Linked DNA regions of Homo sapiens: region 2 is linked to region 1. A link is an interaction called in ENCODE POLR2A ChIA-PET data of the cell type or tissue named here. Cell type or tissue: Panc1. All regions are shown on one strand. Each heading gives the region's core, and the rest is flanking DNA. Links, peaks and the distances in the headings are about the cores only.

What was found. Peaks named below come from ENCODE experiments on the same cell type or tissue, not always from the same donor. Only the 100,000 strongest peaks of a DNase experiment are listed, where the experiment ranks them.
Region 2: POLR2A ChIA-PET joins it to region 1 with 7 read pairs; 5 of 35 experiments call an interaction of 5 or more read pairs at or near these places.

Annotation. Positions count from the first base shown.
Region 1 is chr3:58,115,486-58,127,005 of GRCh38, forward strand. It overlaps FLNB (filamin B), which reads left to right. Exons shown (of 46, transcript NM_001457.4): 19 at 3,387-3,504; 20 at 5,756-6,018; 21 at 7,608-8,205; 22 at 8,847-9,020; 23 at 10,096-10,258; 24 at 11,117-11,277. Among named protein-coding and RNA genes, the nearest start is that of FLNB-AS1, 49 kb to the right of the region's middle. RefSeq lists a silencer at 858-1,007. In Panc1, for the core only: no CTCF peak of the experiment used is centred there; no DNase peak of the experiment used is centred there.
Region 2 is chr3:58,034,991-58,046,510 of GRCh38, forward strand. All of the region lies in intron 1 of FLNB (filamin B), which reads left to right. Among named protein-coding and RNA genes, the nearest start is that of FLNB, 32 kb to the left of the region's middle. RefSeq lists enhancers at 1-377, 3,165-3,665, 4,484-5,063, 6,426-6,940, 7,456-7,969. In Panc1, for the core only: no CTCF peak of the experiment used is centred there; no DNase peak of the experiment used is centred there; H3K4me3 peaks cover 1,969 bases; H3K27ac peaks cover 8,000 bases.

The DNA of each region.
Region 1 (11,520 bases), core at 2,417-10,416:
AACCCAGTACCCCAGACGTCCCCTGCTGCTGGTTGAGGCAGAAGTGGAGATTAGGAGCCTAGGTCCGGTTTTGTCCCCTTTGAAGTAATGCTGGAGTGGGAGGCTCCTTACTTCAGAGTCACCCCAAGGTCACATTCATCCAGTTCTCTGATAGCAGCAGGTTTGAGAACTGCTGCCATGCTGAGTACTCACTTAGGGCTTTGTGTCCGGATGCTCCCAGGATGCATTCAAGGAGCCGGGTGGGCCTTGGTGGCGGTCGTTGCCACCAAGTGGCAACATCCAAGCTGCTTGAAGCCACCCACAACCCCACAACCAAGAGAAGAGAAGACCAAAGTCCTCAGGTAAATCACAAGTGTGAATGACTTGCAGGGTGGCACTGGGGTCCTTCTTGTTGTTTGTTGCTTGGAGCTGGGTTTATTGTTTCATTATTTGGGCAACTTGCAATTCTGCCTATTTTTCTATGGCAAAGAACACATTAAATCTCTCCTTAGATTGAATTTCCTTCCCACCCCCACCCCCAGCACAGAGCCTGGCCCTATAAGTGCTCTGTGTGGATTAATGGCTGTGAGTGAGCGAATAAATGACATGGCGCCTGGATTCACAAGCGGAGATGGCCTAAGAACGTTGTAATCTGGTAGAGGAGTGATGCCAACACCTCCTCATTCTCCTTTGAACTCTGTTTTCTGAAGAGCAGCTAAAAGCTCAAGACTGGGCTAAGGAAGTGTGCCCTTGGATGTGGTTAAGAGACCTGGGTCAGCCCAGAAAGCCACCCCCTGACACGGGGGAGGGAGCATACTTTGAGGGCTGACACCCACAGGCACACCTTCTCATGGTAGTTTTAGGGTATAACAGGCTGGAAATCCCCAGAAAGGTGGCTGCTTGGGCATGGGTGTGTCCTGGCCTGGTGTGGGCGCTTCCCCCTCAGAACACAGGCTGTGCCACGTGGGGAGCCGAGGTCCTGCCTGAGTAACCCAGGTCCCTGATTGCTGGTTTTGCTCCCTGACACCTGCAGGCCTGCCACTCCACCTCGCAAAGTCCCTGAGTGACAGCTTGCAGGTGCTTGCCTGCCTGGGGTGGATGAGTGATGTGGATGGCTGTAGGATCCTGTGAGTCCCTTGAGGATGCAAAAGTAGAGCGCGTTTTGCCTTAGAGGAATGGACTTGTTGGCTTGGGGCTTGAGGACCCTCCCAGAGGTCAAAGACTCGGTTTTATAGAAGGGAAGTGATTTCCCTGAGGACTTTGGTCTTCTCTTCTCTTGGTTGTGGGTGGCTTCAAGCAGCTTAAATTTCTCACCGCACGTTCCCCTGCGCAGAGCAGTTTGAGAAGCTGGTGGCAATGTCTCCATTACGTGCTGTGCTGGGAGCCACTAGGATTGGGGACCACTCCATGTAGTACTCTGGCACCTTTAGAAATCCCTGTGAGCTCACAGACCCTCACAGAGTAACAGCTTCTACCTTGAAATGTTCTTAACGTGGTGGTCCTGGCTGCTCCTGGAGGGCCCTAAAAGGGATGGTGCTGAGGGTGGCTCTCTCAGTCCCATCCTCTTCTGAGCTGTCTGGTCAGTGTCTTGTGTATGTATATTTTGAAGAATAAGATTCAGGTTTCAGAAGCATGTAGAGGAGAGTGAAACTGTCTTGCAGCCTGCGAAGTCGTGGCGAAATGCACTGGCCATCACTACCCAGACATCCCTCACTTCATAGCCCTGTTGGGGAATAAACACAGTCCATTCCTTAGTTGGGGCCTCAGGGGACACTTTAAAATGCTGTAGGCATTGTAGGTGTAAATCTCCGAGATTTTTTCCCTCCCCCTTCTTAGGTTATTTAAGGTACAGTTCATTTTCTATCTGAGTTTTTGTTTTGTTTTTGACTGGTAACAAGAGCATACTTTCTTTTATGGGATGGGTGGGCTTAACTGGAAGAGGGTTTTTCCCTCTCTTTTTTAGCACTTCAGAGAAGAGGCCAGAAAACTTTATGCGGGTGAGGGAGGAGGTATCCCCAAGACCTCTGGTTAGCCTGAGGTCTGCTTAGTGAGCCCCTGAATTGTTAGGGGCTGTGGGGAAACGGAAGCTCGGGAAGAGTTGGCACGTTGGGAATGCCACGTTGGCTGAAGTAGCGAGTCAGTCCTGCCTTAAACAGTACAAAAAGGAGACCTTTCCTGCCCCTTGGCTGGCTCCCAGCTCTGTTGAATTTGACCTGTACACATTTTACCAGGAAATGTTGTTCACATGAGGCAGGGGGCCAATTGGTTTTGTGTGCAGTGCTTAAAAATGCTGGAAAATTAATCCTCTCTTCATTGATGCAACCAGTTTTTTTTTTTTTTTCTTGGCCTTTACCCCCTTCCTTATTACAAAAGGAATGTGACAAAATATACATAGGCCAAATGCTACACCCTTTTAACACTTGATCAGCAACAGCTTTCAGCAGGGCCTGCATTCCAGCAAGGCTGCTGGATTCTTGGGGGGAACTCGTCTCTCCCTCACACTTTCCTGTTACATTATGCCTGGCCGATTGTGGTGAAGGGGATCTTGATCTACTGAGACAGCCATGAGATTTCTTGGAGCCTCGATTTGGAGGGAGGGAACTTGGCCAACCATGGAGAGAAGAAGCCGGCTGTGTGCCAGCCTGGAACCGGCGAGAGGAGAGAAATGGCGCACACATGGCTATCGCGTGCCACCCGGCCACCCGTGAGGGTGCCTGCCAATCCTGCAAGCACCATCTGCCTTCACACTTGCAATTTTATTTTCTTTCACATGGAAATGGAAGTTCAGATATTGTGCGATGGTCTTAGCACAGGTCTAGGTGAACTCTTGCAAATCCCTGTTGCAGCCTGGGGGCCTCAAACTGATTCCTAGGACAGAAATGGTTCTGTTTGGTGAGTGGCCCCAGGCCCAGCTGCACTGGCTGGCACTGGGTATGATGATGGGGAGGTGGTGTGGCAGAGCAGCTAGGACACAGATTTGGGGGCCATGGGTATGAGGCCCAGCTCGCACCCTTACCAAGGTGTGTGACTTGGGGCACGTTCCTTTACCAGTCTGAGCCACAGTTTCCTCTCCTGAAAAAATGAGATGACAGTAGGAACTACCCCTTAGGACTGTTTTGATCTTGAATTGAGGAAATGCATAAAAGCACATAGCATGGTGCTTGGTGTGTAGAAAATGCTCATTAAGTTGCTTCTGTTATTATTAGCTGCTCTTATTTGATCTAATTTTTCTGTTATTCTTGCCTTGTGGTCAAAAGCTAGAAGAAATAGATCTAAGATACTTTCTACATTGATTGGAATCAAGTCTCCCCTGTCCGTGAGAAGAATGAGGGATCTTGAGGGGATTTTAAATGCCAAGTTAGCTTTTTGGTACCCAAAGGTAAACTGAGTTTTCTCTCTTGTTCCAGGGCAACATGCAGGTTCTGGTGACTTACGGTGGCGATCCCATCCCTAAAAGCCCTTTCACTGTGGGTGTTGCTGCACCGCTGGATCTGAGCAAGATAAAACTCAATGGGCTGGAAAACAGTAAGTGCCTGAATGGAGAGCAGATGGGTTGTTGATGACCCCCCAACGTGGCTGCTGGTTAGATTTTCTTCAAAAGGTGAAATTTGCAGAGAAGCAAATTCTATGTTAAGAGACTTTGCAGTTGCACAGACTTTGGTTCGAATTAAGGCCGTGGTGTGAAGTAACTGTGACTGTGTCTGCCCCTTAGCCACACCGAGACTCAGCTTTCTCATTTGTACAGTGGGGGGTGGTCGGCGGGGAGAGGTTGAGAACACCCATGGGAATATTTTGAAAATTATATGAGCTAATGGTTCAGAGGCTGGCACGTAGTCAGCCCCCTGGCATTGCAGTAGGAAGTTTTCATTAAAAAGAGAATTTGGGCTATGTTGCTTTCTGATGAGTTTCTAACTGTGCCAGCTATCCTTGGCAACTGAATCCGCACTAAGGTTGCGAGTCAAGCATAAATGCCAAATCCCTGGCACTCAGAAGTCACTACCACCACACCTCTGCCCCATCCCAATGTTCCTTTAGCTTGTTAGGGATTTTACTAGTATAAGCTCATTTCGCTTATTTTCAATTTTCTGATTATTTTTTAGTAGGGAAAATTTCAAACAGAAAAGGAAAGAGAATAGTATAACATGAACACTGATGTACTTATCACTCAGCTTCAGATGTGCAACACATGCTCATAAAATGATTTTTTTATACAAGTAAAAATATATCCATTTTTCATCTAAAAAACATTACAGTTAAGGGATAATTCCACTTTAACCCTCACCTCTCCTTCTCCCTAGGGTTAACCAAAGTTTTCAATTCAGTTTCTGTTCTTCCAGATCTTCTCTCTGCATCTATACATATAGATGTGCCTGTGGAACACATTTGGCTGTATTTATTTTGCATTAAAGTTGCCCTGCTGTATAAACCTACTTCTTCGGCCTGCCTTCCAACAGTGCATCTCGGGAATCATTCACTCCTACATCTTTTCCGTCTGTGTTTACTGCTGAGTGGCTCCAGACTGGATGTACCTCAGGGCTCACATTCACCTGGTTTCAGGCTTACTGAGGCAGGGCTGAGTGCATACCCCCAGGACGGGGCCTCCTGTATTCACCTGTGAGGGTTTCTCCAGAGTACCACTAGCAGTGCCATTAGTGAGCATCTTCCTTCACTCGTGACCCAAGTGCACAAGTTGCAAGCAAGGCCAGCTCCCAGTTGCAGAGATCCAAAGTGAGAGCTCACTGTTGGCTTTTGTGGCTGGAGCAGCCAGCTCTGAGTGTGTAAACGTCCACTGCCCAACCCTGTCATGTGTCCCCTTGTCACTCCTTTCCCCAAGACACTGAGAGCTTTGACTCCAGAACAGGAAAAGCAGGGTGCCAATTAGGAAAGCCTCTTTTCCGGTGGGAAGTAGCGATCCGGGACCTCCTTGCCTGTGGTTCGGCAGTGTCCATCTTGCCAGGCCCTATGTTCCTTCAGAGTCAAGGTTCTCTGGGTTGTGGCAGGGGCCCTGTGTTCCCAGTGCTTTTGTTTTGGGTAAAGTCCTTTCCCTGTTCTTGTCTAATCTAACACTTGGGCTTCCTGCAGCCCTGCTTTGCAGAGACCTTTTGGAAACCATCACGGTACAGTCAGTTCTCAGCACTTGCTTCAATCGGCTCGCATTTGGCAGCTCTGTGACTTCTGCTTTCTTGAGGGGGAGGGGTGCCTATAAGATGGAGTTGGCTGCCAAGAATTAGTAAATAAAACATTGACTTATGAGGGTGTTTGGATATCAAGTTAACACCAAAAGTAAGTAAATAAGAGACGACAGTGTCAGATTACAACTTTCTGGTCAGCAAAGATTGTGGGGTCAGGTAAATTTCACTTTGAGTCCCAGCTTGGCAGGCTGCTGCATATGTCACCCTGGACAAGTTACTTAACCTCTCTGAGCATCAGTTTCCCCATCTGTGAAAGCCATTGGTTAATAATAAATACCCCATAGGATTGTGGTGAAAATTAAGACAATAACCTATTTGTGCTTGGCATATAAAATGCATTCAGTAAATGATAGCCGTTATTGCTGTCATCACTAATTGATTATTGTGCCGACACTTGTTGTTACTGAGGCTGAGATGCTGATGATACTTACTCAGCTTTGCTGCTTGTCCTCTGCAGCAGCTGTTGCTTACAGTGGAGGCTGAGATAAGTCCCCGTGTCCAAAGAACCATTGCTTCTGTGCTCTGGATTGTTCCTGCTGCTGAAAAGGGTCAGCTCTTCACCTCAGCTTGTGTTTCTTTTCCAGGGGTGGAAGTTGGGAAGGATCAGGAGTTCACCGTTGATACCAGGGGGGCAGGAGGCCAGGGGAAGCTGGACGTGACAATCCTCAGCCCCTCTCGGAAGGTCGTGCCATGCCTAGTGACACCTGTGACAGGCCGGGAGAACAGCACGGCCAAGTTCATCCCTCGGGAGGAGGGGCTGTATGCTGTAGACGTGACCTACGATGGACACCCTGTGCCCGGGAGCCCCTACACAGTGGAGGCCTCGCTGCCACCAGATCCCAGCAAGGTCAGCCTTTGCTTTTGTCCCAGAACTTGTCTCATTGCTGTCAAACATGACACCATAGTCCTTCTCTGGTTCTTCCTGGCAAAGACCTTCTGAAAATCGTTTTGTGATGAAAGTTAGCACAATTCACTGTGAAAGGTCCCCTGGGTAGGTGGGTCACAACCCTGCTCCTCCTCTTGCTCTCTGACTACAAGACTTTGGTGAGGGGCTCCCTGTCCCAGAGTCTTCTTTCTTCGCTTGTTAGCATAATCACAGTCCTCACTACAAAGCCAGCCTGTAAGGGGTAGGTGAGTTAGCAAACGTGGAGGCCTCTGCCCAGCACCCAGCTCACAGACGGAGCTCACCCTCCAGAAGCTAGAATCATGTAATATAAAAATACATTATTCTGGCCAGGCGCGGTGGCTCATGCCTGTAATCCCAGCACTTTGGGAGGCCGAGGCGGGCGGATCATGAGGTCAGGAGATCAAGACCATCCTGGCTACCACGGTGAAACCCCGTCTCCACTAAAAATACAAAAAATTAGCTGGGCATGGTGGCGGGCACCTGTAGTCCCAGCTACTCGGGAGGCTGAGGCAGGAGAATGGTGTGAACCTGGGAGGCGGAGCTTGCAGTGAGCTGAGATCACACCACTGCACTCCAGCCTGGGCGACAGAGCAAGACTCCGTCTCAAAAAAAAAAAAAAAAAAACCACAAAAAAAAACATTATTCTTGGCTGGGCGCAGCGGCTCACGCCTGTAATCACTGCACTTTGGGAGGCCAAGGTGGATGGATAACTTGAGGTCAGGAGTTTGAGACCAACCTGGCCAACATGGTGAAACCCCATCTCTACTAAAAATACAAAGATTAGCTGGGTGTGGTGACGCATGCCTGTAATCCCAGCTACTCGGGAGGCTGAGGTGGGATAATCGCTTGAACCTGGGAGGCAGAGGTTGCAGTGAGCTGAGATTGTGCCACTGCACTCCAGCCTGGGCAACAGAGTGAGATTCCGTCCCCTCCAAAAAAAAAAAAAAAAGTTCATCGTCATTTCTTCATAGTAACCCTGACTCAAGGGGTTTTGGAAGATTTCCAGTGGTCTCAATGGTGTGAATCCTATGAAGGTGTCTTATTTGTTGAATTAGAGGTGAAAGCCTCCTTCCTCACTCTTTTTTAGAAACAGTTTAGTTTTATTATTATGCAGAATTTGTTGAGCAAATTGCAACAGCCCAAGCCACAGCTAGCTCCACAAGAGCCCTTCCATGAGCCCTCAACCTGGGATCTCGTGTATCTTTGTTGGAATGGACATTAGGTTTCCAAGTCCAGGCCTGTGATTTAGAAGGGTCAGGTTGGGTAGGAGAGAGGAGAGTCTTGGAGGGGCTGCTCCATGGGGGTCACACCTCTCTCCTGTGGGTTTTCGCTGGTGATTGAGTTCTGAGGCATTTGCTGCATTGACTGTTGTAGCTTTAACTCGTGTGCACGTGTGACACATAAAGCCCCAAGAGAAGGGCTGCCTGGCTCAGATGCACTTCCATGCTGATTATATGCATGGGTGTTGAAAGCAGTGCTGGCTGAGCAGCGATCCCAGTGCAGTTTGACTTTATTCTTTGCTCAAATAGGTGAAGGCCCACGGTCCCGGCCTCGAAGGTGGTCTCGTGGGCAAGCCTGCCGAGTTCACCATCGATACCAAAGGAGCTGGTACTGGAGGTCTGGGCTTAACGGTGGAAGGTCCGTGCGAGGCCAAAATCGAGTGCTCCGACAATGGTGATGGGACCTGCTCCGTCTCTTACCTTCCCACAAAACCCGGGGAGTACTTCGTCAACATCCTCTTTGAAGAAGTCCACATACCTGGGTCTCCCTTCAAAGCTGACATTGAAATGCCCTTTGACCCCTCTAAAGTCGTGGCATCGGGGCCAGGTCTCGAGCACGGGAAGGTGGGTGAAGCTGGCCTCCTTAGCGTCGACTGCTCGGAAGCGGGACCGGGGGCCCTGGGCCTGGAAGCTGTCTCGGACTCGGGAACAAAAGCCGAAGTCAGTATTCAGAACAACAAAGATGGCACCTACGCGGTGACCTACGTGCCCCTGACGGCCGGCATGTACACGTTGACCATGAAGTATGGTGGCGAACTCGTGCCACACTTCCCCGCCCGGGTCAAGGTGGAGCCCGCCGTGGACACCAGCAGGATCAAAGTCTTTGGACCAGGAATAGAAGGGAAAGGTGGGTTTCATTTAAAAAAAAAAAAAAAAAAAAAAAGACAAGCTGGGACTTAAGGGCTACCTGAAACTTGGAGCTGCAAACTCAGCCACCTGCAGGAGCCAGGTGACATATAAGGCGGTGCTCACCTGTTCCCTCTGCCTCGGGGAGTAGTTGGGGGGCCCTGGTGAAGGTTAAGCACATTGCATTTCTGGGGACCGTGCTACTCAACCCCTGTTTTCTGTTTCTCCATGGGGAACAGGACCTAGCATTGTCAGCAGAATCTCTAGTTTTTTGGCAAAGGCAGAAATCTTGATTTTTCTCTGGAAACTCAACATACAACATGTTGGCATTTAATTGGAAAAAAGTTTAAAATGTAGTGTTGTCTAACACCTGCATGCCACACAGCAGGTTAGTCTTCAACCTTTAACCTGTCCTCGAGCCCGGTGTGAGCAGTCGTGTTGTCACTTAGCCGTGGCTACTCTAGAAAGGCCTTCTTTGGGATGGAGGGGGTTAATATTCTTGATTTGAGAGTTAGAAAAACCAGTTTTCCAGTTACTGAAATTGGACTTCATGTGTCCTGAAGTGCCAAGAACCTTGGTTCTGGGGTTTGCTTTTGGGTCTGGGGTACTGGTGGCAGTGTTAGCTATGTGCTTGCTCTGCAGATGTGTTCCGGGAAGCTACCACCGACTTTACAGTTGACTCTCGGCCGCTGACCCAGGTTGGGGGTGACCACATCAAGGCCCACATTGCCAACCCCTCAGGGGCCTCCACCGAGTGCTTTGTCACAGACAATGCGGATGGGACCTACCAGGTGGAATACACACCCTTTGAGAAAGGTGAGCCGCCCTGTCCTCGGACTGGACCCTCGTTCAGAGCTGCCCTTGGTCATTGCCTCCTGGTGGCTGGTACTGATGCCTGCCCCATGTGCTAGGCCTGTCTCAGCAGGGCCACGTGCAGAGTGACAGAGTGGAAGTCAGCGTCCGCTGCAGTCACCTGCCCACTCAGTGCCTGGCTTGCTGGCCTTGTGTAATAGGTGGGCTGGGTTTAGCCTCAGTCTCACCTCAGCAAGTTATGGGGTAATGTCATGATGTTGCTCATTTGTGCCATTTTTCTTTGCGTATGAATTTCTTTCTTCTTGAGTATTAGGAATTATAAAAAATTTCAATAAATAGAAAACCATAAAGAAAAAAAAGTGCCATGTATATCTCCACTACCTGGAGATCGGAAGCCTGCGATATTCTGATATAGATATTTTCAGTCTTCTTGTGGATGCCTGTTTCTTCTGTTTCACGGGTTTCGCTTTTTCTTTTGGTTAATGGCTGGATGGTGTTTTCCCGAATGAGAGTAGTCTGTTTAGGATGACTGACTTGAATATTTGCTTGGTTGGGGTGGAGTGGCTTATGTGACTGCAGATAGACGGTTTGTATTATTTAAAAGTCAGATCATACCTACATTACTGTGGGATTGTTTTGTTTTGTTTTGAAACAGGATGTCACTCTGTTGCCCAGGCTGGAGTGCAGTGGTGTGATCACGGCTCACTGCAGGCTCAACCTCCTGGGCTCAAATGATCCTCCTGCCTCAGCCCCCTGAGTAGCTGGAACTGCAGGTGTGCACCACCACACTCAGCTAATTTTTGTATTTTTTGTAGAGATGGGGTCTCGCCATGTTGCCCAGGCTGGTCTTGAACTCCTGGACTCAAGTGATCTACCCACCTCGGCCTCCCAAAGTGCTGGGATTATAGGTGTAAGCCACTGCCCCCAGCCACATTACTGTGTTTTTAACCCCCTTTTCCAAATAACATAGTATAGCATGCAGACTTCGATGCTAGATGAAACTCTGAAGTAGAGAATCATTTTTCACAAATAGGGGATTTGTATGCAAATATGCGTTTCTGTTTGTTGTTTTGAGCAGGTCTCCATGTAGTGGAGGTGACATATGATGACGTGCCTATCCCAAACAGTCCCTTCAAGGTGGCTGTCACTGAAGGCTGCCAGCCATCTAGGGTGCAAGCCCAAGGACCTGGATTGAAAGAGGCCTTTACCAACAAGCCCAATGTCTTCACCGTGGTTACCAGGTAGGCAAGGCCCTACATTTGGTGTCTTGAGTCTCACTTTTGTGGCTAGATTCTACCTATGTGTCATGGTTTCCTAACTTTTGATAAGATGAATTTTTATTTTTATAACATGTATTTCCTTCTGTAGAGACTTATGTTACATAGAAAGACCAAGCATACCTAAAAAACATACCAAAGCACTTGATAATGGTCATGAAACTATTTAGCAAACCAGGAGTCAATCAAGCTCTATAACTTGATAATGTAAAAATTTGTAGCCAACCTTGTAAGTATTTTTATTAAAGTTGGTTGCAAGGCATATGCCTGCGTTGTACTTGCAGTCCTAGCCAGTGCAATTAGATAAGAAAAATAGGCTGGGTGTGGCGGCTCACACCTGTAATCTCAGCACTTCAGGTGGCCGAGACGGGACAATTGCTTGAGGCCAGGAGTTTGAGACCAGCCTGGCCAACATGGCAAAACCCCATCCCTACAAGAAATATAAAAATTAGCTGGGCTTGGTAGTACACGCCTGTAATCCCAGCTACTACTTGGGAGGCTGAGGCATGTGAATTGCTTGAACCCAAGAGACATAGGTTGCAGTGAGCCGAGACCGCGCCACTGCACTCCAGCCTGGGCAATGGAGTGAGACTCTGTCTCAGGAAAAAGAAAAATAAATGAAGCATAAGCATTGAAAATGAGGGGTCAGAGTGTCTTTACTTACATTATACTAATGTGAAATTCCCTATGTGAGAGGTGTAGTAATTGAGTTGGGGTGGCTACGTGGAATAGTTTATAAAGGGAATTTGCATGAATTTTGGCAATAAGCAGACCAGCATAAATAAATGGTGCACATTTCACTTTCTTTTCCACTCTTTCCAGAGGCGCAGGAATTGGTGGGCTTGGCATAACTGTTGAGGGACCATCAGAGTCGAAGATAAATTGCAGAGACAACAAGGATGGCAGCTGCAGTGCTGAGTACATTCCTTTCGCACCGGGGGATTACGATGTTAATATCACATATGGAGGAGCCCACATCCCCGGTGAGCTATTCCTCAGAGAGGACCCCAGAGAATAATTGATTTTGCAGGAAAATGGGTTTGATTTTGGTTATCTCTCTGAGTGGGGAAAACAATCTGATATTTGTAATAGCTGCAAAAGGAGAGTTTTTCTTAGGGCTACATCTCCAAGATTATCTCAACTCCCAGTAGAACCGGTAACATGGCAAAAAGCATCGGCTTAGAATTTTGACTGGAAACAGTTGTGCGTGTGTTGGAGGACCTAGT
Region 2 (11,520 bases), core at 1,206-9,205, 82 kb before region 1:
ACTCTTGGGACTGGCTTGTCCTAGATCACATGTTCTACCTGAAATTGGGGACATTGCAGAGGATTGGTGGAGTGGACCTCAAGGAGGTGTTTCACGTGGCTTCCTGTGTCACTAGGTTGCCATTTATTCTTTAGAAAGCCCCTTTGTTTGATGAAACCCTGGTGTCACAGGCTGTGTGACTTAGGGTAATCCCCTTGTCCACATCTGTGAAGTGAGATTACCTCTTCACCTCACAGGCAGATCAAACAGGAAAACAAAAACAAAACCAAACCCAAAATACACGTAAATTGCAGAGTGCTTGAGGTTTCTTTTAAGCTGTCTATGTAATTAAAAGCTGTTACTTAGACTTGGATATGAAATAAAATCTGACTTCAAATTTAAGTGGTGTAATTTCCATGCCTCTTAAAATATCAGGTAACTTCATTTGTGAGCCTCAGTCTGTAGACTTGAGGGATTTCCATCTGAAGAGGGGGCAGAATGGTGGTTTAGGGAACGCAACATGTACCCCACCCCCAACTTTTTTAAGAGGAAGAGTTGAAAGAAATAATGAATGTGTGAGAAATAAGGGGTTTGATTGCCTTCCAGGGTCCATGTTGAAGGAGAGGAAAATGTAGCTCAACCACAGTGACTCTCCCCAATTAAAAACTAAAAAAAGATCCGTGGTTATAGGGCTTGGACTTCGGACAAGCCAGCAGCCTCAGTCATTGTGAGTGTGATTCCAGATTGGAAGGTTCTGCTAGGAGGAAAGTGGAAGTTTTGAGAATTCCTAGTTGGACAGAATGCCTCTTGATCACGGCCTTAGCTAAAGGAGACCACTCTTTGCTGGATGGATCAGTCAGCTACGTGTGAAGTTTGGCTCAGTACAACATTCTCGGCCTGGGGCGGCAGCATGGGAAAGATTTTTATTGGAATTAACTTTCTACAGAGATGTACTTTCAAATGAGACCATCCTTCTCTCACTGGTGAGCTCACCCGGGCTCTTATTCCACAAAGCTTAATTGTTTTGGACCCATACATTTAAACTCCTTAATTAATTGACTCAAGACTTAGGACAGATTTGCTTTTCTTTATAATGACTCCATGGCTGTAAATGCTGCTGATTCAGATGAAAGAGGACCCTAGAGCACAGAATGAGAAGGACGTGGACTCAGGATACCTGTTTCTTTATTCTGACTGTGCTCTTCGTCAGCTCTGGGGCTTTGGACCCCAGTTTTGTAACCACCTAACGAGTTCACCTTGCCTGCTGCCTAGACGGAGCTGATTTATCAAGACAGAGGAATTGCAATGGAGAAAGAGTAAGTCACCCAGAGCCAGCTGTGTGGGAGGCTAGAATTTTATTGTTACTGAAATCAGTCTCCCGAGCATTTGGGATCAGAGTTTTTAAAGATAATTCGGCAGGTAGGGGCTCAGGAAGTGGGGAGTGCTGATTGGTCAAGTTGGAGATGGAGTCACAGGGGGTCGAAGTGACGTTTTCTTGCTGTCTTCTGTTCCTGGGTGGGATGGCAGAACTGGTTGAGCCAGATTACCGCTCTGGGAGGTGTCAGCTGATCCATGGAGTGCAGGGTCTGCAAACTATCTCAAGCACTGATGTTAAGTTTTACAGTAGTGATGTTATCTCCAGAAGCAATTTGTGGAGGTTCAGACTCTTGCAGTTTCTGACCCCTAAACCTTAATTTCTAATCTTGTAGCTAATTTGTTAGTCCTACAAAGGCAGACTGCTCCCAAGGCAAGAAGAGGGTCTTTTTGGGAAAGGGCTATTAGCAGTTTTTTTTCAGAGTGAAACCATAAACTAAATTCATTCCCAAGGTTAGTTTGGCCTATGCCCAGGAATGAACAAGGACAGCCTAAAGGTTAGAAGCAAGATGGAGTCGGTTAGGTCTGACCTCTTTCACTGTCTATAATTTTTGCAAAGGCAGTTTCAGTTTCTCACCTGTAAACGTTGAAGACTGAGCCAGAATCAGGGTCATCAAATAGCACCCCGGCTATACTTTCTTCTCTTCATGACAAACATTGCTGGTCAGTTGATATGATGTTCTTTCCCACTGGGCCCAGACTTGACATTAGAGTCTTTTTTTTTTTTTTTTTTTTTTTTTTGAGACAGTCTCGCTCTATCACCCTGGCTGGAGTGCAGTGGCACCATCTCAGCTCACTGCAACCTCCGTCTCCAGAGTTCAAGCAATTCTCCTGCCTCAGCCTCTCAGGTAGCTGGGATTACAGGAGTGCACCACCACACCCAGCAGATTTTTGTATTTTTAGTAGAGACGGGGTTTCGCCATGTTGGCCAGGCTTGTCTGGAACTCCTGACCTCAGGCCATCCGCTCGCTTTGGCCTCCCAAAGTGCTAGGATTATAGGCGTAAGCCACCACGCCTGGCCGACATCAGAGTCATTTTAGCCTGCAATGCAAGTTGTCCTCAGTGGGCTGCTAGCATTGGCTTCAACCTTCATATCAGCCAGCTAAAGCCCCTTGTAATGAATGGGGAGGTTCCTTCACCCTTGCCTCCCGCTGCCTCCTCTTGACCACTCATTTTTTTTCTTGTAGTTCAGGAACCAATTCAGATGATTTCCCTCGTGAAGTCCTCTCGAAAGCCCCCAGGTAGAATTATTCATTTTTTCCCTTGCATTCCCACAGCACTGTGCACACAAATTAGAATCCTTGTAAAATGGCCATGATTCTGTTTATGACCCTGGCCCTCCACCAGACCAGCCTCTCTGCCCTCTGGCTTTTTTAGATCACTGGCATGGTTTCTGCCTACTCCAGGTGCCAGTATTATTTTGTGAATGTTTTTTTTCTTCATATCTACTCATCTTTATACTACTTTACTCGTAAAAGGAAACTAGAGAACATGATCTTAAATGAAAACCACGATCACTTGCCAGAAAGAACAGGTAACTAGGCTTTGAAAAAATAAGTTAGAGGAGATAGCATAAGAAAAAATTAAAAAATAAATAAAATCAATGAAAACAACGTGTTACTAAATTCTTGAAAAGTTTTTTGAAGACTTTGAGCCTGAGGCCTGTTCTTATTGTTTGTTTGTTTGTTTGTTTGTTTGTTTTTATGACAGAGTTTCGCTCTTGTTGCCCAGGCTAGAGTGCAATGGCATGATCTCGGCTCATTGCAGCATTTGCCTCCTGTGTTCAAGCGATTCTCCTGCCTCAGCCTCCCGAGTAGCTGGGATTACAGGTGCCCGCCACCATGCCCAGCTAATTTTTGTATTTTAGTAGAGATGGGTTTTTGCCATGTTGGCCAGGCTGGTCTCGAACTCCTGACCTCAGGTGATCCACCTGCCTTGGCCTCCCAAAGTGTGGGGATTACAGGCGTGAGCCACCATGCTCGGCCTGTTCTTATTGTTAAAAAGAGAGATTTGTGTGAAAGCTGCTGACGTCTTTTTGGCACCAAGTCAAGACTGAGTTAGTTCTTGTCAGAATCTGATTGTTTGTGAATTGATGGCTTTTTTTTTTTTCCTGAGTTGGGGGTCTCGCTCTGTTGCCCAGGCTGGAGTACGACCACTATAACCTCAAATTGCTGGGCTCAAGCAATCCTTCCGCCTCAGCTGCCCAAGTAGCTGGGACTACTAGGCATGCTCCACCATGCCCAGTTAATTAATTTTTTTTTTTTTTTGAGAGACAGGGTCTCACTATGTTCCCCAGGCTGGTCTCAAATTCCTGGCCTCAAGTGATCTCCTGCCTCAGCCTCCCAAAGCTCTGGGATTACAGGAGCGAGCCACTGTGCCTGGCCGGATTTTAAAGTTCTGCCCATGCACCTCCTTAGCTCTGGCAGTTACTACTTGCAGGCATCTCCTTTGTCTGCCCTGCCCCTTGTTAGGAAAGGCTGTGCTGACTGTCAGCTGGCACCCAGTGCATAGAAGAGATAGTTCTCTGTAGATGATGTTGAACAATGTGGTACTATAATCCCAACCTGTTGTATCTTTGTTTACTCTCAAAAGCAACAATTGGGCTGGGCATGGTGGCTCATGCCTGTAATCGCAGCACTTTGGGAGGCTAAGGTGGGAGGGTTGCTTGAAGTTAGTTCCTTTTTTTTTTTTTTTTTAAAAAAAAGACAAGATCTCGCTCTGTCACCCCGGCTGGAATGCAGTGGCATGATCATAGCTCACTGCAGCCTTGACCACGTGGGCTCAAGGAATGAACCATTGTGCCAGGAGTTCAACACCAGCCTGGATAACATAGCGAGACCCTGTCTCTACAGGAAAAAAAAAAAAAAAGAAGAATTGCATAAGTATCATCAGAACTGTTGAATGGAAAATCAGACTTTGTGGGTTTGGTTTGTTAATTACTTCTCGTTGGATTAGAATTTGATAGGTAAAAAAAAAAAAAAAGGTGTAGAAAAGTGATTCCAGTCTTGAGCAAATTTTTAATGGAAAACGGTGTCTTGGTTCTCTGTTCACTACAACTTGTATCTAAGGGAAAGCCTAGTGATGCAGACATTTCATTTCGTGATGGGAAAACTGATGCCCAGAGGTTCACAGCTGACCAGGGGCTAGTCTGACTGGGGGGATCTAGGTCACCACCCCCCTTGCCTTGTTTTCCCAGCTAGTGCATTTCCTACTAGACTTGACTCTACTGTAATTCAAGTTGCTGAGTAGCAAACAAGAACTACAATGACTAGAAGGAACAGAACTAGCTTTTTTGTGCTCTGAAAGTGGAAACTTATTGAGGGTTCTTTTCCTCCCAGAGAATGCAGAAGTGCCCTGATTTGCTTTTGGAAGGACACCATTCACTTTATTGCCTCTTTTCATTGTTGCCCAGAATATCACCATGATTTATTCATGGGTGGTGGGGAGGGTAGCACTAGTGTATGCTCCCAGCAAAGAGGAACATCTCACGTTGTGAAGAGATGCGCAAAACTAAGCCAGGGCAGGGTGTGGTGGCTCATGCCTGTAATCCCAGCACTTTGGGAAGCTGAGGTGGGCAGATCACCTGAGGTCAAGAGTTGAAGACCACCCTGGCCAACATGGTGAAACTCTGTCTGTACTAAAAATACAAAAATTAGCTGGGTCTGATTGCAGGTGCCTCTAATTGCAGCTACTTGGGAGGCTGAGGCAGGAGAATTTCTTGAACCTGGGAGGCAGAGGTTGCAGTGAGCTGAGACTGTGCCGTTGTACTCTAGCCTGGGCAACAAGAGCCATCTCAAAAAAAGAAGCAAGCCAGATCTTTGGGGTGCTGTGACGGCAAATCCCCCAGCGCTGGCCTCTCAGGTTCTCTTGCGGGATTAGTGTTTGTTGAATAATAAGCAATACACCCTGACCCAGCGAGCCAAAGCAAACAGGACAGTAACTGAAACTGCAGGGGAGTGTGAGTAAACAGTTACCTTCTACCCTCATGGAGCTGGCCTCTGGCCAGCAACATGATAGCTGTTTGCATCTTACTCTTATGGAGCCATTGGCCCTCTCATTAAGGTGGGGGCAGCTTCTGGTCCATGCCTGCAAGTCCTCATGGGAGTGGGTACCTGACAGGGTGTAAAGGGTAGGTCTGAGGACATGGTTTCTTTTTTTTATTGTTGTTGAGATGGAATCCTGCTCTTGTCACACAGTCTGGAGTGCAGTGGCCTGATCTCGGCTCACTGCAACCTCCGTCTCACTGGTTCAAGCGATTCTCCTGCCTAAGCCTCCTGAGTAGCTGGGACTATAGGCGCATCCTGCCATGCCTGGCTAAGTTTTGTATTTTTAGTAGAGACGGGGTTTCACCACGTTGGCCAGGCTGGTCTCGAACTCCTGACCTCAGGTGATCCACCCACCTCAGCCTCCCAAAGTGCTGGGATTACAGGCGTGAGCCACCGTCCCCAGCCAACATGGTTTCTTTAAAATATACTCCCCGCTCCATCCCATTCATGTGTGGGAGTTGAGCTGCATCTGGGTTTTTCTTTTCTCTTTTTCTGTAAATCTTTATTGTATTTTTTTTGGATCATAGAATGGATACATGTTTCTTAAAGTTTGATCATTATAGAAACTTAATTAGACTATTATTTGAGTGCTAACCATAGTGAGTGAGTGCTTACTGTGTGCTAGGTGGCTTTTTATGCCTCATGTCACTTACATGAGGTCTGAGGAACGGTGTTAATCCCGTTTTGCAGCTGAGGAAACTGAGGCTACATTTACGGTCACCTAGCTGGCAAGCAAGTGGCTGAGCCTGGAGCAGCAGCAGATCTGGGGAACTCCACAAACCAGATTTCTGTGTGGTATCCCTGTGGACACAAGGATTTAACTTGATTCTTTTTGCTTTCAGTATCACTTTATGATATTACAATGAGCTTGCAGTATTTATTTTCAGAAGAAAAGCCAGATTATTCCCATTTATGAGAGAAGCAGCCAGGTGGGCAGGGATTTCCAGCGCTGAACCAGCCAGTGTGTGCATTGTCTCTTCCCGCTGAGCGGCCCTGGTGTGCTGGGTTAGTCTGTGAGCCACAGGAAATGTTGTCAGGGCCTCTGGGCTTTTGGATGTCAGCAGGCCTTCAGTGGTGAGGAGGTTGTGGCTGGACTCAGAGGACTCCTTGCTTTTGCTGAACGACCCTCCCCACCAACCACCACCACCACCACCAGTGGGACTAGCCCATGAGCTGTAAGCCAACCTTTTCCTTCCTAACTTAATTTTCCAAAGAATAGTAACTTACCCACCACCACTGCAGTCACTGGGCCGGGAAGACAAGCACTCTTGCCTTGAATCCATGCCTTGAGCCAGTAGCCTTGACCCAGGGTAAAGCAGTTATGTGCTTGGGTCACCTGGGTCATGTTTTTGAAATTGCCTCAAGCCTACCTTACAAATCCTTCCTGGAACCCTGCTTGGCTTTTCTTTGTGGGCTTCCCTTAGGAGGGAAGCTTCCCGAGCAGCTTGTCTTGACTGTAGCCAGCTGGGTGGTCCCAGCCACAGAATTTAACTGTCAAACAGCACCAGAAGGGTTCCTCATCCAGCTGTCTTGCCCCAAGTGCCCTCTTTGCTTTCTTTTTAGAGAGTTCTGAGACTCATTAGAGAGTTTAGAGATTTTAGCATTCTTGAAGTTCTTTCTGTGGTCAGTTTGGTGAACCACTTCATTTCTAAAGTTTCTCAGTTGACCCCATTCTTCCCCAGCTTTGCATTCTCCATGAAGCCACCTGTGTTTGGTGTGTATGGGTTTTCTGCAACCTAGGTTGAACAAGTCCTCTAGAATCCTGAACAATTGGTGATTCATGCTGGCCTGGTTTTTCTAATTGGCCTGGAAATGTGGCTGTAGTGGACACAAGTGGACTTGGCCTCCTCTTTGATGCGGGTAAACTTTAGATTTGCATTAGCTCTGTTTGATTAGAGGATCTTACTGGTTTTTGTTGTTATTTATTTACCTTTTAGGAGCTTTAGTCTCTGTAGGTTTTTTTTTTTTTTTTTTTAAAGTCCGGGTCTTACTCTGTCACCCAGGCTAGGGTGCAGTGGCATGATCACAGCTCACTGCAGCCCCCACCTTCCTGGGCTCAGGTGATCCTGCCACCTTAGTTTCCTGAGTAGCTGGGACTACAGGCATGTGCCACCATGCCCAGCAAATTTATTTCTACTTTTTGAAAACAGGGTCTCACTTTGTCACCCAGGCCAGAATGCAGTAGCACGATCATGGCTCACTGCAGTCTCAACCTCCCAGGCTTAAGGGATTCTCCCACCTCAGCCTCCCAAGTAGCTGGGAGGCTACTTGGCATGCATCACAAGGCCCAGCTAATTTGTGTTTTTTCTTGTAGAGGCGGGGTTTTGCCATGTTGCCCAGGCTGGTCTCGAACTCCTGGGGTCAAGTTATACTCTCTCCTTTGCCTCCAGCCATGAGCCGTTCGTTGCGCCTGGGCTAGTCATTATAGATTTATCCCTTCTTTCATCTCATGCTACAAAAGCAGTTCTTGTATTTTTACCCGACTTGTGATTTTCTACTGGGAATGTTTGTTTGTGATGGTTAGCAGGGTGCTGAGAGGGAATTAATCCCAGGAGGCCCAATATTGGGCCATGTCGTGCTGTTGAGCACAGTCATTTGACACCTATAACTTCTCATCAATTCTTCTGATAGACTGAGGAGGAATTGGGAAATTTCCTAGAGTTTTGTCTGCATTATTGGGTTGTTTTGAGAACATAAACCTTAAACTCTAGCTATGTAAACTGGATAAGTCATTTTGGTAATTTGGCATTCCTTTTTTTTTTTTTTTTTTTTTTTGAGACAGAGTTTCACTCTGTTGCCCGGGGGAATGATCTCTGCTCACTGCAACCTCTGCCTCCCAGGTTCAAGCAATTCTTCTGCCTCAGCCTCCCAAGTAGTTGGGACTACAGGCACACTCCACCGTGTCCGGCTAATTTTTGTATTTTTAATAGAGACAGGATTTCATCATGTTGACCAGGCTGGTAATTTGGCATTCTTTTGAGTACAAGTGAGAGAAACTCACTTGAGCTGGCTTAAGTGAAAAAATTCTTTGTCAGGAGAGTTTTGTGAATTTCTGTTTAGTGGCAAGTTGTAGAAACCACTTGAAACTGCTTAAAGGCAAAAGAGGGAGCCACTTGTCCCAGTAACTGAGACATCCCAGAGCCGACTGCCCCCAAGCATTACTTGGTCCCAAGTTTCAAACGGGTCTTCAGGGTTTGATCTCTCTCCTCATCTCCAGTCTGCTTCATTCATTTTGGCTCTATGTGGTGGCAGAAGGGCTTCTGGCATCTCTGGACCTTTATGCCTCCCAGGTCCAAACCCAGCCAGAAAGGAGAGTGAGAGTGCTGAGTGCAAAACTCTCCTATAGCTCCTATACAAGTCCAGGATTTGCTATTAGACTCCTTGAATTATGTGCCCAGCTCTGAGCCAATGGCTGTGCTTAGGAGGCTCCTGTCTCATGCACCCACCCCAGTACTGGGCATCAGAAACAACCAGTGATCCCTATAATGAACCACGGGTTCACAGACTTAAGTGTAATCCTGCAGCAGGGCCTCAGGAAGACTTGAAACCCAAAATCAGAAAGCCATGGTTTCTTGTCTTCCTGGTGTCTGTTTTGTCCCTTCCCTCTGTAGAGGAGTCCTGCTATCACTGCAGGCAACGGGGCTGCCCTGCAGCTCCTGCTGTTTACATTTCACTCGGTGTAGCCATAGGCAGAGACCTCAGGGAGAACCTGATTCGGCTTGGATTGAGTCAGGTTCCACCCCAGTCCAGTCAGTTGTGGACTGAGAGGTGATGAGGCTGGGCCCTTTAAGACAAATCTGGGTGGGTGGAGTCTGTGCTTAATGAAGTTGTGATGTTAGCTGATGGCCCAGAAGGGACTGGTAGGTGCCTCTCATTGTCTGGTTGGGAAGCATTCTCTTAAGTCCAAGATGATGATAAATAGTATTAGGCCAGGTGCCGTGTCATGCCTCTATACCCAGCACTTTGAGAGGCCAAGGTGGGAGGATCGCTTGAGCCCAGAAGTTCAAAGCCAGAGTGGGCAACATAAAGAGACCCTGTCTCTACAAAAAACAAACAAACAAACAAACCAAAAAAACCCCACAACAATTAGCCAGGCATGATGGCGCACACCAGTAGTCCCAGCTACTCAGGAGGCTGAGGTGGGAGGATTGCTTGAGCCTGGCGGGTCGAGGTTGCAGCAAGCTGTGATCACACCTCTGCGCTCCAGCCTGGGTGACAGAGTGAGACCCTGTCTCAAAAAGTAAAAAATTCAAATAAATAAACAAATAATATCAAGGGCCTCTCTCCCAAGCTAGGAAGATATCAGCTGAAGCTCTAGCCCAGCTACGTGGATGGCTGCTTCCTGCCTGGAAGCGATGCCCAGATCAGCACCTTGGGACCCCCCTGAACTTGCCTCTGCTCCAGTGTGGGCCCTTCCTTCCTGCAGAGGAGACAGCACTGTCTGAGAGGCATGAATGAGAATTTCCTCCTTCTAGGCCCAAGTCAGCATGACTCGAGGATGGCTTTGACTGGAAAAACTGAATCAAAGAGTGTGCTACAGCCAAGGATTTCCCCAAACACTAATCAGTGCTGATTACTTCCAGGGTATTGCCTTTGGCTCTGTGGAGTTTTGTCCACTGTGGCTGCAATGTCTGGCTTCTGCTGCCCAGAAGATGAGAAATGAGTTTGTAGGGATGAGCCTGGGTGAAGGGATGTGCCCCCTCACCATCCTGACCTCTATTAGGTGTAAAAGACCCTGATTGCCAAATTCATAGGTCATGGGTTGGCTCTGCCTCCAGCATTAACACTTGGGGGTGGAGTTGGGGAATCATAGTATTACTTGCATAAATGGAATCCTAAAAGTTTGTTGGGACAGTTTCATAAAAATCCTCACCATGATCAGTTTGAAAATGACGTTCCCTTCACATGTTTGTCTTCTGAACTGAGTTGCAATGCTGAGTATGAGTTTGAGAGTCCCAAGACCATCTAAAGCAAGCCTGTCCAACCCACAGACTGCAGGCTGTAGGCAGCCCAGGACAGCTCTGAATGCGCCCCAACACAAATTCGTAAACTTTCTTAAAACATTATGAGATCCTTTCGCATTTGTTTTTTAAAGCTCATCAGCTATCATTAGTGTTAGTGTATCTTATGTGGCCAAGACAATTCTTCTTCTTCCAGTGTGGCCCAGGGAAGCCAAGAGATTGGACACCCCCGATTTAAAGGAAGTAACTCAATTTTGTGAACCTGAAACTTGATCTTGGATGAACCAAATGAAATTTTATGATTCTCTTAAGCTCACGAAAGTTCAATAACTGTGCTGTGTAAAATAGAGGTAAAAGACTTGAGTTGGACCAGGAATGGTTGCTCATGCCTGTAATCCCAGCACTCTGGGAGGCTGAGGCGGGTGCATCACTTGAAGTCAGGAGTTCAAGACCAGCCCGGCCAACATGGTGAAACCCTGTTTCTACTAAAAATATAAAAATTAGCCGGGCGTGGTAGTGTACGCCTGTAGTCTTAGCTTCTTGGGAGGCTGAGGCAGGATAATCCCTTGAACCCAGGAGGTGGAGGTTGCAGTGAGCAAGATCATACCACTGCACTACAGCCTGGGCTACAGAGCGAGACTCCGTCTCCAAAAAAAAAAAAAAAAAAAAAAAAAGACTTGAGTTGGTTCTAATAGAATACCTTGGAGAACCTCAAGATGCCTTCTGGTCCAGCCAGGTTTACAGATTGGAAGATATTCTGTTAATCAGAATCTCAGAGAGGGACAGGCCCTGATCAAGGTAACACAGTGAGTTGTGGTAGCTGGGCTGGGCTAGAACCTGGGCCTCCTTGGTTCCAGGTCACAGGGACCAAGGGATTTGGCTTGTCTTAGTCCTACTTGTAACTACAATACTGCCTTCTGCTAGGAAGAATAAGAGCTTGCAGGCTAGAGGAATTTATAGGAATTTTCTTTCTTTAAAAAAATCCCCCCAAAACCAGCTTTACTGAGATATAACTCACACACCATAAAATTCACCCTTTTAAAGTATGCAATTTTTAGTATATTCACAGAATTATGCAACTATCATCACTATAATTTTAGAATTGTTTTTTTTTTTTTGGAGACGGAGTCTTACTCTTGCCCAGGCTGGAGTGCAGTGGT